Linked DNA regions of Homo sapiens: region 2 is linked to region 1. A link is a contact called in ENCODE Hi-C or POLR2A ChIA-PET data. All regions are on one chromosome and are shown on one strand. Each heading gives the region's core, a stretch centred on a gene start or an enhancer-like site at or near the end of the contact. The rest is flanking DNA. Distances are from core to core; before and after follow the strand shown.

What was found. A loop is a pair of places that touch in the nucleus more often than their neighbours do. ChIA-PET counts read pairs that join two places held with the same protein, here RNA polymerase II (POLR2A). Pooled maps may share reads with other maps.
Region 2: a map of dorsolateral prefrontal cortex shows a loop between it and region 1 (2.4-fold over the local background). The contact joins two enhancer-like sites. A Hi-C loop is called at or near these places in 5 of 168 maps with a recorded cell type or tissue (dorsolateral prefrontal cortex, gastrocnemius medialis, posterior cingulate gyrus and 1 more) and 3 of 50 pooled maps. POLR2A ChIA-PET finds 5 or more read pairs at or near these places in 4 of 52 experiments (BJ, HCT116, common myeloid progenitor, CD34-positive and 1 more).

The regions. Positions count from the first base shown.
Region 1 is chr4:41,288,153-41,294,680 of GRCh38, forward strand. No RefSeq gene overlaps it. Among named protein-coding and RNA genes, the nearest start is that of UCHL1, 34 kb to the left of the region's middle. RefSeq lists an enhancer at 4-504. Within about 2 kb of position 2,573, at least 2 of the 41 ENCODE cell types and tissues checked have a DNase peak (open chromatin) inside an H3K27ac peak, as active enhancers do.
Region 2 is chr4:41,331,819-41,338,745 of GRCh38, forward strand. No RefSeq gene overlaps it. Among named protein-coding and RNA genes, the nearest start is that of UCHL1, 78 kb to the left of the region's middle. Within about 2 kb of position 2,558, at least 2 of the 41 ENCODE cell types and tissues checked have a DNase peak (open chromatin) inside an H3K27ac peak, as active enhancers do.

The DNA of each region.
Region 1 (6,528 bases), core at 1,323-3,822:
CTTGGGTGCCGGCGTCTGGACAAGGGAGATGTGGTGGTACCCAAAAACTCGGAGATGCCAGCAACTGCAGAGCCCCCAAGGGGTGTTACAGCTTTTGGTTGGGGAGTCCCAAGGTCTGAGCCCCCAGGAAGTGTCACAGCTTGTTCGGTCCTGCTGCCCGCAGCTCAGTGAATGGGGGTGTGTGGTGTCAAGTGGTTTTTTCACTCCGGTAGCTCTGCGAGCAGGAATGTATGTTACAGCTCTTTTCGCACCCTCCATTCAGCAGGTTCCAGGTTCTTGTCCCGTGACCAAGAGGAATGAGGTATGCAGACATCAGAGAGTGAGCAAGGCAGATAAAATTTTATTGAGCGAAAGAAAAGCTCTTGACAATGAGAGGGACCCTGAAACGAGCAGCCCTCTGTGTGAGACGGGGCTGAAAGTGGGTAGTGGTCTGTGGGGCTGAGTCCGGGGTTTTCTGTGGGCTCAGAATAGGAGAGTGTGTGCTAATTGGTCCATGATTTGGCCTGGAAAAAGCACCATTCGATTGGCTAAAAGGCATGAAGGAAGTTCTCACTGTGGTCGTGGACTCCACCCAGAACTGGCAGTTTGGTTTTCCAGCTTCATGCTGTCTTTGACTTGAAGGTCGGGTTTCACCGGGGTCCTGTCCCTGTCTGCCTAGGAATTTGTTTCCTGCTGCTATCAGCTTTATTACGGTATAATCTACATACCATAAAAATTTAACTGTTGTAAGTATATAATTTATTATTTTTATGAATAGAGTTGTTAAACCATTACTGCAAATCCGGTTTTAGAACATTTCCATCATCCCTAAAAGTTCTCTCATGTCTGTTTACAGTTAATCCCTGATCCCACTGCCAGCCCCAGACAACCACTGATCTGCTTTCTATCTCTGTAAATATGCCTTTTCTGGACATTTCATATAAATGGAATTATACAAATAGAATCTTTTGTATTTGGCTTCTTTCACTTAGCACAAGTTCATTTGTGCTGTAGCATGTGTCTTAGTTCTTTCTTTTTTGCTGCTGAATAGTATTCCGTTGCATAAAAATACCATATCCTATTTACCCATTCATCAGTTCATGGACATCTGGGTTGTTTCCAGTTTTGAGCTATCGTGAATAATACTGCTCTGAACATTCATATGCATGTATTTATGTGGATCAGTTTTAATTTCACTAGGGTAAATTCCTAAGGGCGAGTTACTGACATTCTAGTTTCTGTCTCACTGACTCCTTATATAAGAACTTAGGATGCATAGAGCAAAGTCTGGTGTTCTGATGGTGTCCACCTAGGCAGGTGGCCTATGTAGAGGATGGCCCTCCTCCTCCACCACTACCTGGTAGTGTCAGTGGAGAAGGGAGCGGAAAAGATGGCTATCAGTGGTTACTGGCTGAGCTGCCATACGTGGCAGTGGCCCTACTCAGGCATGAGAGTCCCTAAAGCTGAATTCCCTGATGGCCCCTATGGATTCTCAAGGAACATATTTCAAGACTTGGTTTTTAGGCCAGGTGCAATGGCTCACACCTGTAATCCCAGCACTTTGGGAGGCCAAGGTGGGTGGATCACCTGAGGTTGGGATATCGAGACCAGTCTGGCCAACATGGTGAAACCCCACCTCTAATAAAAATACAAAAATTAGCTGGGTGTGGTGGTGCACACCTGTAACCCCAGCAACTTGGGAAGCTAAGGCATGAGAATCACTTGAATCCAGAGGTGGAGGTTGGAGTGAGCCGAGATCACACCACTGCACTCCAGCCTGGGTGATAGAGTAAGACTCTGTCTCAAAAAAAAAAAAAAAAAAAAAGACGAGATTTATAAATATATATATTAAAAATTCTATATATTTTATTAAACAATTTTTAAATATATATTTTTTTGAGGCAGGGTCTTGCTCTGTTGCCCAGGCTGAAGTGCAGTGGCACAAATGCTGCTCACCATAGTTTCAATTTCCTAGGCTCAAGCAATCCTCCCACCTCAGCCTAAGTAGCTGGGACCACAGGTGTGCACCACCATGCCTGGCTGATGTTTGCATTTTTTGTAAAGACAGGGTCTTGCTATGTTGTCCTGGCTGGTCTTGAACTCCTGGCTCAAGCAATCCTCCCACCTTGGCCTCCCAAAGTGCTGGGATTACAGGCATGAACCCCGTCTGGTCTATTAATATGTTTAAATGTCTTCTATTACTATTTTAAATTTACTATGGCAGGCAGTATATGTTATTAAGAACTTCTGATTTGGAAGACTTGGACTTGAATCTTGATTCTATCACTAACTATATATATTTCCTTCAGCAAAGAGCTTAACTTCTCAGGATCGTCACCAAAACAGGGGGAAGGGCCATCCTGTGGCTTAAAAAGGAGATAATTTTTTTTTCATAGAAAGGTGAGAAAAATGAAATCTATTGGGCGAAAAGGAACAAAAGGGAAACAGGGACTCTCAGCAAGGCAAGAGTCTTGCTTTCAGTTTCCTGCCTCACAGCTTGAGTCCCAGGTACCACCCAGGAAGAGGAGAGGCCAGGCACCTCCCTGCTGCAGAATGGCAGGAACTTCCCGAGGCTCCACCCTGTTCTCCCAGTACGCAGCCTGGTCAGAGCCTCTCCAGGGACCCTTTTATATTTGGCTGTCTCAGTTTCATCACCTGTAAAGGGTGGATAAAACTATTTGTTCCTTCTAGCTCACGTTGAAATTAGATTACAGATGGAAAAGTATTCTGGAAAATTTCCAAGTGTTTTGGAAGTGGGAATTCTCCTCGTTCTGTGCTTCCGATCTTGGGAAATGCCACCACTCACCTCCCAAGACTTGAAACTTGGACTCTCTTCTCTCATCTCCATACCCCATCTTAATTATTTTCCTCCCAAATATACTTAAAGTGTGTCTCTTCCTCCCATCTCCACTGATACTTCCTCAGGTCAGACTCTTGGCATTTCTTACCTAGATTATTGCAACAACCTTTTTTTCTCATTTTTAAATATTATTAAAAATTTTTAAATTGTAATAAAATATATACAACATAAAATTTGCCATCTTCCCCATTTTAAGTGTACAGTTCGGTGGCATTAAATAAATTCACATCATTGTACAGCCATCACCACTGTTCATCTCCAAAACTCTTATCAGCTTGCAAAACTGAAATTCTGTACCCATTAGACACTAACGCCCAATTCCCTTCCCTCCCCCAGTCCTTGGCAACCACTATTCTACCTTCTGTCTCTATGAATTTGATCACTCTAGGTACATCATACAAGTAGGATCATACAGTATTTATCCTTTTGTGACTGGCTTGTTTAACTTAGCACAATGTTCTAAGGCTTCACCCATGTTGTAGCATGTGTCAGAATTTCCTTTCTTTTTATTTATTTATTTATATATTTATGTTTATTTATTTATTTTTTTGAAATGGAGTCTCGCTCTGTTGCCCAGGCTGGAGTGCAGTGGCGTGATCTCCACTTGCTGCAACCTCCACCTCCCAGGCTCAAGTGATTCTCCTGCCTCAGCCTCTCGAGTAGCTGGGACTATAGGCGCACGCCACCATGCCCGGCTAATTTTTGTGTTTTTAGTAGAGATGGGTTTCACCATATTGGCCAGGCTGGTCTCAAACTCCTGACCTCGTGATTTGCCTGCCTCGGCCTCCCAAAGTGCTGGGATTACAGGTGTGAGCTACCGTGCCCGGCCCAGAATTTCCTTTCTTTTTAAAGTTGAAACAATATTCCATTGCATGCACAGACTATACCACATTTTGTTTATCCATTCATCTGCTGATGGACATTTGGGTTATTACCAACTTTTGATGCTTGTGAATAATGCTGCTATGAATATGGGTATACAAATATTAATACCTCTTTGAGATCCTGTTTTTAAATTCCTTATGCCCATAAGTGGAATTCCTGGATATTTGGAAGTTCTATTTTTAATTAGAAAAATAGTTTTTGAGGAACTGTCATATAGTATGTTTCCCATAGCAACTGCACCATTTTACATTTCCACTGGCAATGCATAAGGATTCCAATTTCTCCACATTCTCACCAACACTTATCTTCTGTTTTTTTTTTTTTGAAAAATGTTAAAGTAATCATCCTAGTGGGTATGGAGGTGCTATCTCATTGTGGTTTTGATTTGCGTTTTCCTAATGATTAGTGATATTGAGCATCTTTATATGTCATACATAAAAAGAATGAAAAGGTAACCTATACAATGAGAGAAAATATTTGCAAATCATATGTCTGATAAAGGGTTAAAATATATAGGGTTAATTCACTCATCTATAAAGGGTTAATTCACTCATATAGATGTCTTTTCTTTTCTTTTCTTTTCTTTTTTTTTTTTTTTTTTTTTGAGACGGAGTCTTGCTCTGTCACCCAGGCTGAAGTGCAGTGGTGCGATCTCGGCTCACTGCAAGCTCCACTTCCTGGGTTCATGCCATTCTCCTTCCTTAGCCTCCTGAGTAGCTAGGACTACAGGTGCCCACCACAACTCCCGGCTAATTTTGTTTTTGTATTTTTAGTAGAGACAGGGTTTCACCATGTTAGCCAGGATGGTCTCGATCTCCTGACCTCATGATCCTCCCACCTCGGCCTCCCAAAGTGCTGGGATTACAGGCATGAGCCACTGTGCCTGGCCTATAGATGTCTTTTCTAAAAAAAGAAAGATAAAGGGTTAATTCACTCATATAGATGTCTTTTCTAAGAAAGAAAGAGAGAGAGAAAGAGAAAGAAAAGAAAGAAAGAAAGAAAGAAAGAAAGAAAGAAAGAAAGAAAGAAAGAAAGAAAGAAAAGAAAAGAAAAGAAAAGAAAAGAGAAAAGAAAAGAGGGAGAGAAGGAGGGAGGAAAGAAAAGAAAAGAAACCAGAATGCCAGAATGGCATAGAGCCATGTGAGGTTGCACTTAATGGACTGCAGAGTAGCAGCACGAGAGTCCCCCATGGGATGCATTAACAAGGCTTTCTGGAGGGCAGGAATCCTGAGTGGTCCCAAACTTGACTGTACATTGTAATCAACTGGAATGCCTTAAGGAGTCCCAATGTGTGGGTTCCACCACAGGGATTCTCATTTATTCAGTTGGGGTACAGCCTGGGCATCTGTATGTTTTAGAAGTTCCCAGATGAGAGATGAAAGTGTTCTGGAACTAGACAGTGGTGATGGCTGTATATTCTGAACGTATTAGAACAGATTATATGTCACTAATGGTAAATGCTATGTTTGTGTATTTTACCACACACACAAAAGTTCCCTGATGATGCTATGGGCAAGACAAAGTTGACAATCAACAAAGCTTTGTTGCCATTTCTCAGATAATAAGAATCAAGTGGAAGTCTTTGTTAAATAAATAGATTGCCAGACCTCAAAGCCAGGAAGTCTCATTCTGTTTATCTGGATGGGGGCAAAGGAATCTGTGCTTTCAAATAGAACACCAGGTAATTCTTCTTTCTTTTTTTGAGATGGAGTCTCTGTTGCCCAGGCTGGAGTACAGTGGCATGATCTCGGTTCACTGCAACCTCTGCCTCCCAGGTTCAAGCGATTCTCCTGCCTCAGCCTCCCGAGTAGCTGAGACTACAGGCCCGTGCCACCACACCCGGCTAATTTTTTTAGTAGAGACGGGGTTTCACGGTGTTAGCCAGGATGGTCTCAAAATTCTGACCTCGTGATCCACCTGCCTCAGCCTCCCAGAGTGCTGGGATTACAAGCATGAGCCACCGTGCCCGGCCAACACCAAGTAATTCTTATACAAGAGAAGTTTGGGAAACCCAGATATACCCAGTGCTTCCCAAGCCTGCTCAATTGTAAGAATCACCAGGGGATCCTGTTAAGCTTCCAAATCTATTGATAGGCCCATCTAGACTTTTTTTTTTTTTTTTTTGAGACAGAGTCTCACTCTATCACCCAGGCTGGAGTGCAGTGGTGCAACCTTGGCTCACTGCAACCTCCACCTTCTGGGTTCAAGCGATTCTCCTGCCTCAGCCTCCCAAAGTGCTAGGATTACAGGTGTGAGCCACTGAGCCTGGCCCATCCAGACCTATTAAACTTGGATCTCCAGAGGAAGGCTGGGACTTGGTGGACTTAATATGCTACCCAGCTAATTCTCCTGACCAGGCACACTTGAGAAACACCATCTAGTCTAGCCCTCAGTGTTGGCTATTCTACAAAACCTCCTTAAAGAAAAAATCAAATTCCTTACTCCCAGAGATGCTAATTCTGGGTGGGGCCCAAGTATCCAAAGTTTATTATTTTTTGTTTTATAAGCTACCATCCCTGAGTTTGAGGAATAACTGAAATGAATCACTGTTGCAGCCATTCTTTTGGAAAGCAAATTGTGCTCATGTTTCATGGTTACTTATTGAGTCCTTGAGCATGTGCAGTTCTACACAGCAGTATATCCAGAAGCTGAGAATTAGAAAGGTAAGGGTGTCTCAGCCTGCTGTAAGGGAGATGGCTGTGCTTTAGTCAGGAGTAGTCTGAGGAAGCCTTCTGGTGCAGCATAACTCAGCAGGTTTGGAGTGCAGGTGCACAACTCCACACAGTATTTAACCATGCCATGTC
Region 2 (6,927 bases), core at 1,308-3,807, 44 kb after region 1:
TGTCATAAAAACTATTTGTGGCTGGACACAGGGCTCACACCTGTAATCCCAGTGCTTTGGGAGTGGGAGGATCACTTGAGACCAGGAGTTCCAGACCAGTTTGGGCAACATTGCAAGACCCTGTCTGTACAAAAAATAAAAAATTTAGCTGGGTGTCATGGCTTGTGCCTGAATTCCTAACTACTTGGGAGGCTGAGGGAGGGGGATCACTTGAGCCCAGGAGTTCGAGGCTACAGTGAGCTATGATCATGCCACTAGACTCCAGCCTAGGCAACAGAGTGAGACTCTGCTGCAAAACAAAACCCTGTTTGCTAGAGGGTTGTTTCTCTATATAATATCCATAGCTGGGCATGGTGGCTCATGCCTGTAATCCCAACACTTTGGAAGGCTGAGGCAGGAGAGTAGCTTGAAGCCACACATTTGAGACCAGCCTGGTCAACATCTTGAAACCCCGTCTCTACAAAAACTTAAAAAGAAATTAGCCGGGTACTGTGGCGTGCACCTGTAGTCCCAGCTACTCAGAAGGTTGAGGCAGGATCGCCTGAGCCTAGGAGCTTGAGGCTGTAGTGAGTTATGATTGCTCTACTGTACTCCAGCACCCCAGCCTGGGTGATAGAACAAGAAAGACCCTACCTCAAAAAAAAAAAAAAAGTAAGAAAGAAAGAAAAGAAAATATCAGTAGACATTTCAACTTTTAACAGAACTTATGAGTGGAGTGGGACTTGGAAGAAAAGGGTTATAGAATAAATGAGAACATTAGATTTCCTCTGTGTTCCCAGTGAAGCCCAGCACCGCTAACTTCTTTCTATAATAGACCTTATCCCTTTTTGCACAGGGGTTGGCGGGCTGACTCATGACCCAAGTTGGGCTGATCACTGTTCCTTATCCTCTTAACTTCAGTGATTGGTCCTGAATAGACATGTGACCCAAGCTGGACTAATTTTAGAACTTTCATGGAATTTTGCAGACAGGGGATAGAAATAAATAATTCTTTTTCTTCTTTGATCAGGGAGTTATCAAAGGATCAGGGAGTGATTTGGGATGTGAGTCAATCACCACAGGCCACCACATTCCTCTTTGCATCGTGTATTAGTCTGTTCTTGCACTACTGTAAAATACTTGAGACTGGTTAATTTATAAAGAAAAGACATTTAATTGGCTCACAGTTCCATAGGCTCTACAGGAAGCATGGTTGGGGAGGCCTCAGGAAACTTACAATCATGGGGGAAGGTAAAGGGGAAGCAGACATGTCTTACACGGTTGGAGCAGAAGGAAGAGAGAGAAGGGGGGAGGTGCTACATACTTTTAAACAACAAGATCTTGTGAGAACTCACTCACTATCACAAGAACAGCAAGGGGGAAGTCTGCTCCCATGATCCAATCACTCCCACCAAACCCCTCCTCCAACATTGGAGATTCCAATTCAACATAAGATTTCGGCAGTGTCACAAATTCAAACCATATCACGTGAAGATTTTCATACTCTGCTCTGAAAATCTCTACCACATGGAGTCCCCAACTGGGCTTGCTTTGAACGAAAGTAGGAGAGCCAGTGGCATAGAGAATAGCTGCAGTATGTTGGATTGAGATCAGATAATAATCACCTAAAGAAATGCCACACTATTTTTGTTTCCTAGGCAACATAGGCAAAAGAAAATACATTATCTGTATTTGAGCCATTTGCATGATAATAAAAATGTTAAGATATTGGCTCTAGTATTAATTCTCAATGTGATATGGCTCTAGTATTAAATTCATGGAGATGTCCTTTTGGAGTATGAGAGAATGAGGGCAAAGGCAAATAAAAGCAAAGAGAAACAGAGATGGTTACAGTCATTGGAGAATTGCGGAAAATGGAACAGACTAGAATTACTGAAGTCCAAATCATTGCTTGGCAGTAGTGTTGAGTATGCCAATAATTTGTTGTATTGGTCATTGAAAATGTTTATCCATTACATTATTCAGTGTATCCTTTTATGGGAATATATTCCCCCCTTCTTCCTGTTTCCTTGTGGAGAGAGATCCTCACTGTCCCACTCCTGGCTTCTCTTGCTACTTCTTACTTCTCCTGTGGCAAAAGGAGTTCCTGGGTTAATCGGTTAAGTGTGGAAGAAGGAAGAGTGCGTCCTCAGCTGACCTCCTCCCTCTTTCCTCTCTTAGGGGATCTGCCTGCCTCCAAAGAGCCTGTGTTCTGGTCTGGTTTAATGATATGCATGCTGAAGTACTTAGAGGGGGAAAAATAAGATGGATTAATGGATAGATGCATGCATAATTATAGAATAAAGCAAGAATAGCAGAATAGTAATGTAGAATTTACGTAGTGGGAAAATGGGTATTAATTGTAGAACTTTAAAAATTCACTTTATGTTTGAAAATTTTTATACTAAAAAGGTGGGAAGAAGCAGAATGCTTTATGACAGTCTAGCTTGACACAGGCATTTGATATACGCTTGGAAGCTGACAGAGATTGTATTCCTTAAAAAGAGCCTGGTGTCAGGTATTGAGTTTTGCAGATCCTATTGGTATTACATCCAGTTGGGTAAGTCTAGCTGTACAGCCTCAAAAAGTGACCAAACAGGTCAAACCAGTGATTGTCTAGGAGCAGCAATTCTTCTTCACTTGTGAAAGCTGTTGCTTTATTCACTGGCAGGAATTTTGAAGTGCTATTCTGTTTACCAGAAGGCAAAGTAATGGAAACTGGATATTTGGGTGGTCGAGGGGAGATGGAGGTAGGTGGGGTGGGGAAAAACATGCTGTAACTTAATTGAAATAATGCTTATAAAATGCTTAGCATGTTGGCTAAGTTTTCAATAAATGTTAGCTATGATTATAATTGGCTTCTTACCTAAAAATTAAAGCACATGCGGGTGTAATATTGTAGTAGCTCGAATTGTATCCTCCAAGAAGATATGTTCAAGTCCTAACCCCTAGTACCTGTGAATGTGACCTTATTTAGAAATCAGTTCTTTGCAGATGTGAGTTAAAGATCTCAATATGAGAGTATCCTGAATTTTGGATGGGTCCTAAATCCAGTGACTGGTTGGTGTCCTTATAAGAGAAAGAAGAGAGAGATACACAGGGTTGGTGGCCACAGCATGAAGATGGAGGCACAGGTTGGAGAGATGCTGTCATGCAAGGAAGGCTGGGAGCTGCTAGAAGCTGAAAGAGGTTAGGGCTCTCCCCTAGACTGTCAGAGGAGTGTGGCCCTCCTGACACCTTGATTTTGGACTTCTGGTCTCGGAAGTGTGAGAGAATAAGTCTTTGTTGTTTTAAGCCCCCAAGTTTGTGGTAATTTGTTATAGCAGCCTAAGGAAACATACAAATGTCAAACAAAGAAAAAGGATGTTTAAAGGGAATATGTGGGTTTTTTTTTTTTTAAATAATGGAATAGTATGGATCAGATCCGGCGTGTCTAGTGGGGACATATTAGAATCACTTGGAGGAGGTTTCAAGGCTCCATCCCTCTTTTCCAGGGGTGGGGAGTAGGGGCACCAGAAATGGAGCATGTTCTGCTCTGAAAATCTCTACCACACAGAGTCCCCAACTGGGCTGGCTCTGAATGAAAGTAGGAGAACCAGTGGCATAGAGAATAACTGTAGTATATTGGACAGAGATCAGATAATAATCACCTAAAGAAATGCCACTCTATTTTTGTTTCCTAGGCAACATAGGCAAAGGAAAATACATTATCTGTATTTGAATCATTTGCATGAGAATAAAAATGTTAAGATATTGGCTCAAGTATTAGTTCTCAAGGTCTCCTGATACCTTCTGAGAGAAATGGCTGAGTCTTTTTTTTTTTTTGAAACAGAGTCTCACTCTGTTGCCCAGGCTGGAGTGCAGTGGCACAATCTCAGCTCACTGCAACCTCTGCCTCCCCAGTTCAAGCGATTCTCCTGCCTCAGCCTCCCGAGTAGCTGGGATCACAGGTGCCTGCCACCTCACCCGACTAATTTTTGTTCTTTTTTTTTTTTTTTTTTTTTTTTTTAGTAGAAATGGGGTTTCACTGGCTGGGTGCAGTGGCTCATGGTGGTAATCCCAGCACTTTGGAAGGCCGAGGTGGGCGGATCATGAGGTCAAGAGCTCAAGACCATCCTGGCCACCATGGTGAAACCCTGTCTCTACTAAAAAAATACAAAAATTAGCTGGGCATGGAGGTGCAGCATGTAAACCACATGGTGGTGGCATGTAATCCCAGCTACTGGGGAGGCTGAGGCAGGAGAATTGCTTGAACCCGGGAGGTAGAAGTTGCAGTGAGCCAAGATCATGCCACTGCACTCCAGCCTGACGACAGAGCAAGACTCTGTCTGAAAAAAAAAGAAAAAAAAAAAAAGAAAAATAGAAATGGGTTTCACCATGTTGGCCAGGCTGGTGTCGAACTCCTGACCTCAGGTGATCTTCCCACCTCAGCCTCCCAGAGTGCTGGGATTACAGGTGTGAGCCACCATGCCCAGTCAGTCATTTTTATAGTTATTTCCTGGAATGTTGGGGAAAATGCCTATGTGATATGGGCAGGACAAATGCCAATCTTGGAGCTTAGGATCTGAGTCTGAGGTGTCTCTCTGTTTCCCACCCTCATCATTCATCCATGGTCATAGTACGGCTCAGCCATCCTCAACTATTTTATTTTTTAAATAAAAGGAAGAAAATAGTAACACAAGCAATTCCTGTCCATTGTAAGATAATTAGAAAATACAAAGCAGCCAGGTGTGGTAGCTCCTGCCTGGAATCCCAGTGCTTTGAGAGGCTAAGGTGGGAGAATTGCTTGAGGCCAGGAGTTAGAGACCAGCCTGGGCAACAGAGTGAGACCTCATCTCTACAAAAAATTTTAAAAAATTAGCTGGGCTCCCACTTGAGCCCAGGAGTTGAGGCTGCAGTGAGCCATGATTGCATTCACTATACTCTAGCCTGGGCAACAGAGCAAGACCCTGTCTTAAAAAAAAAAAAAAGGAAAAGAAAGTATAAAGCAGTCAAATGGACATGGAACTTAAATTACTCATAATCATGTCAACCAAAGACTGTCACTGTAAACACATTGGTGAAAATCCTCACAGAATTCTTCTATGCAAGTATAAGCATGTAGTTACAAGAATTTGATCACACTATACACACCATTTGAAAAGTTGCTTTTCTCCCCTTTAACTGTGTATTATAAGCATTGGATATATTACTAAGCATAGAATTACCTCAATCCTTTCAATGGCTTATATTGTTCTGTTTTAATAATTTATTGTAACTTAATAAATCCCTTATTGTCAGACATGTATGTTACTGTAATTATTCACTATTGTAAGCAACACTGAAATGAGCAATCTTTACATATTAATCTTGAGTGTCTATTGATTTCTTTAGAGTTGATGCCAAACTACTCTCAAAAGCATTTATATTGGTGTACTCTCCCACCAACAGCATTTTCAAATGCCCATTCCCAATAATTTCACAGACTGGTAATTATCAACCTATTTAATGTTTGTCAATCTGCTACATAAAATAAATGGAATTTTGTTGTCATTTGTATTTCTGTGATTGTTGGTCATTTCTTTCCTTTTTATTTTTTGACACAGGGTCTCACTCTGTCATCCAGGCCAGAGTGCAGTGGTGCAATCTTGGCTCACTTGCAGCCTCGACTTTCTGGGCTCAAGTGATCCTCCCACCTCAGCCTCCCATGTAGCTGGGATCATAGGCATGTGACACCGCACCCAGCTAATTTTTGACTTTTTGTAGAGATGGGGCCTCGCTTTGTTGCTGTAGGCTCGTCTCGAACTCCTGGGTTCAAGCCGTCCTCCTGGGTCAGCCTCCCAAAGTGCTGGGACTGCAGGCATGAGTCACCAAGCCCAGCAATTATTGGTAATTTCTAAAAGATGATATGATGCTTGTTCCATAATTTAGGTGTGCAAAAGGCACTCTTTATTTTTCTGTACTCAACCTATTTTCTCAGCTTGTGAGTCCTTATTCCACTGGGAGATAGAAGCAATCTCCATTGCCATACACTTTTCCCTGGATCACAGCCAAATTCCAAGGGACTAAGCATTAAGGCATTAGGTATGAGTATTGCTGTCAGGGTCGGGGCGTTATCCAACTGACTGCCTCTGTCACCCCTTCCCCACAAGAATCTACTGAAGTGAGGTGACCATCTACCCATTGGTCCTTGGTCATCCATCCCTTCATGATAAGTGACAACAAGATGTTCCTTATTCCTGCCAATGAGGACTTTTTTTTTGGAGACAGGGTCTCACTCTGCCACCAAACTGGAGTGCAGTGGCGCTATCTGGGGTCACTGCAACCTCCACCTCCCGGGTTCAAGAGATTCTCCCACCTCAGCCTTCTGAGTAGCTAGGACTACAGGCGCACACAAAAATGCCTGGCTAATTTTTGTATTTTTAGTAGAGACGGGGTTTCACCATGTTGGCCAGGCTGGTCTGGAACTCCTGGCCTCAAGTGATCCACTTGCCTCGGCCTCCCAAAGTGCTGGGATTATAGGTGTGAGCTACCGCGCCCGGCCAGATCTTTCAGTTCTGAAAGCTCAATTCACCATTTCTGAGGCCCCCTTTGGGGCACAGACCCATTCTGCTGCCCTGTGACAGTCTGGCACCCAACTGGGAGAAATTATGAGGCTGTGAGAGATTCCATCAGCCTAGACACACCACCACTTCCCTAAGGCAGTCAGTATGTAGCACTGAGCTATTCAAACGCGGGAAGGGCAAAGGGAGAAAGAAAATACCTGTTTAAAACATTTGCTAAATAAATAAATAAATAAAATAAAATAAAACATTTGCTAATATTTCAAAGTATATATCCTACCACATTATTGGCTAGTTGTACTAATTCTTTTGTGAAATGCTCGTTCTTGTTTTTGGCTCATGCCAACTACTTTTAATTTTCCCAAAGCATCATATTCTCTTGTACTTCCAAAGGTCTTTTTACATA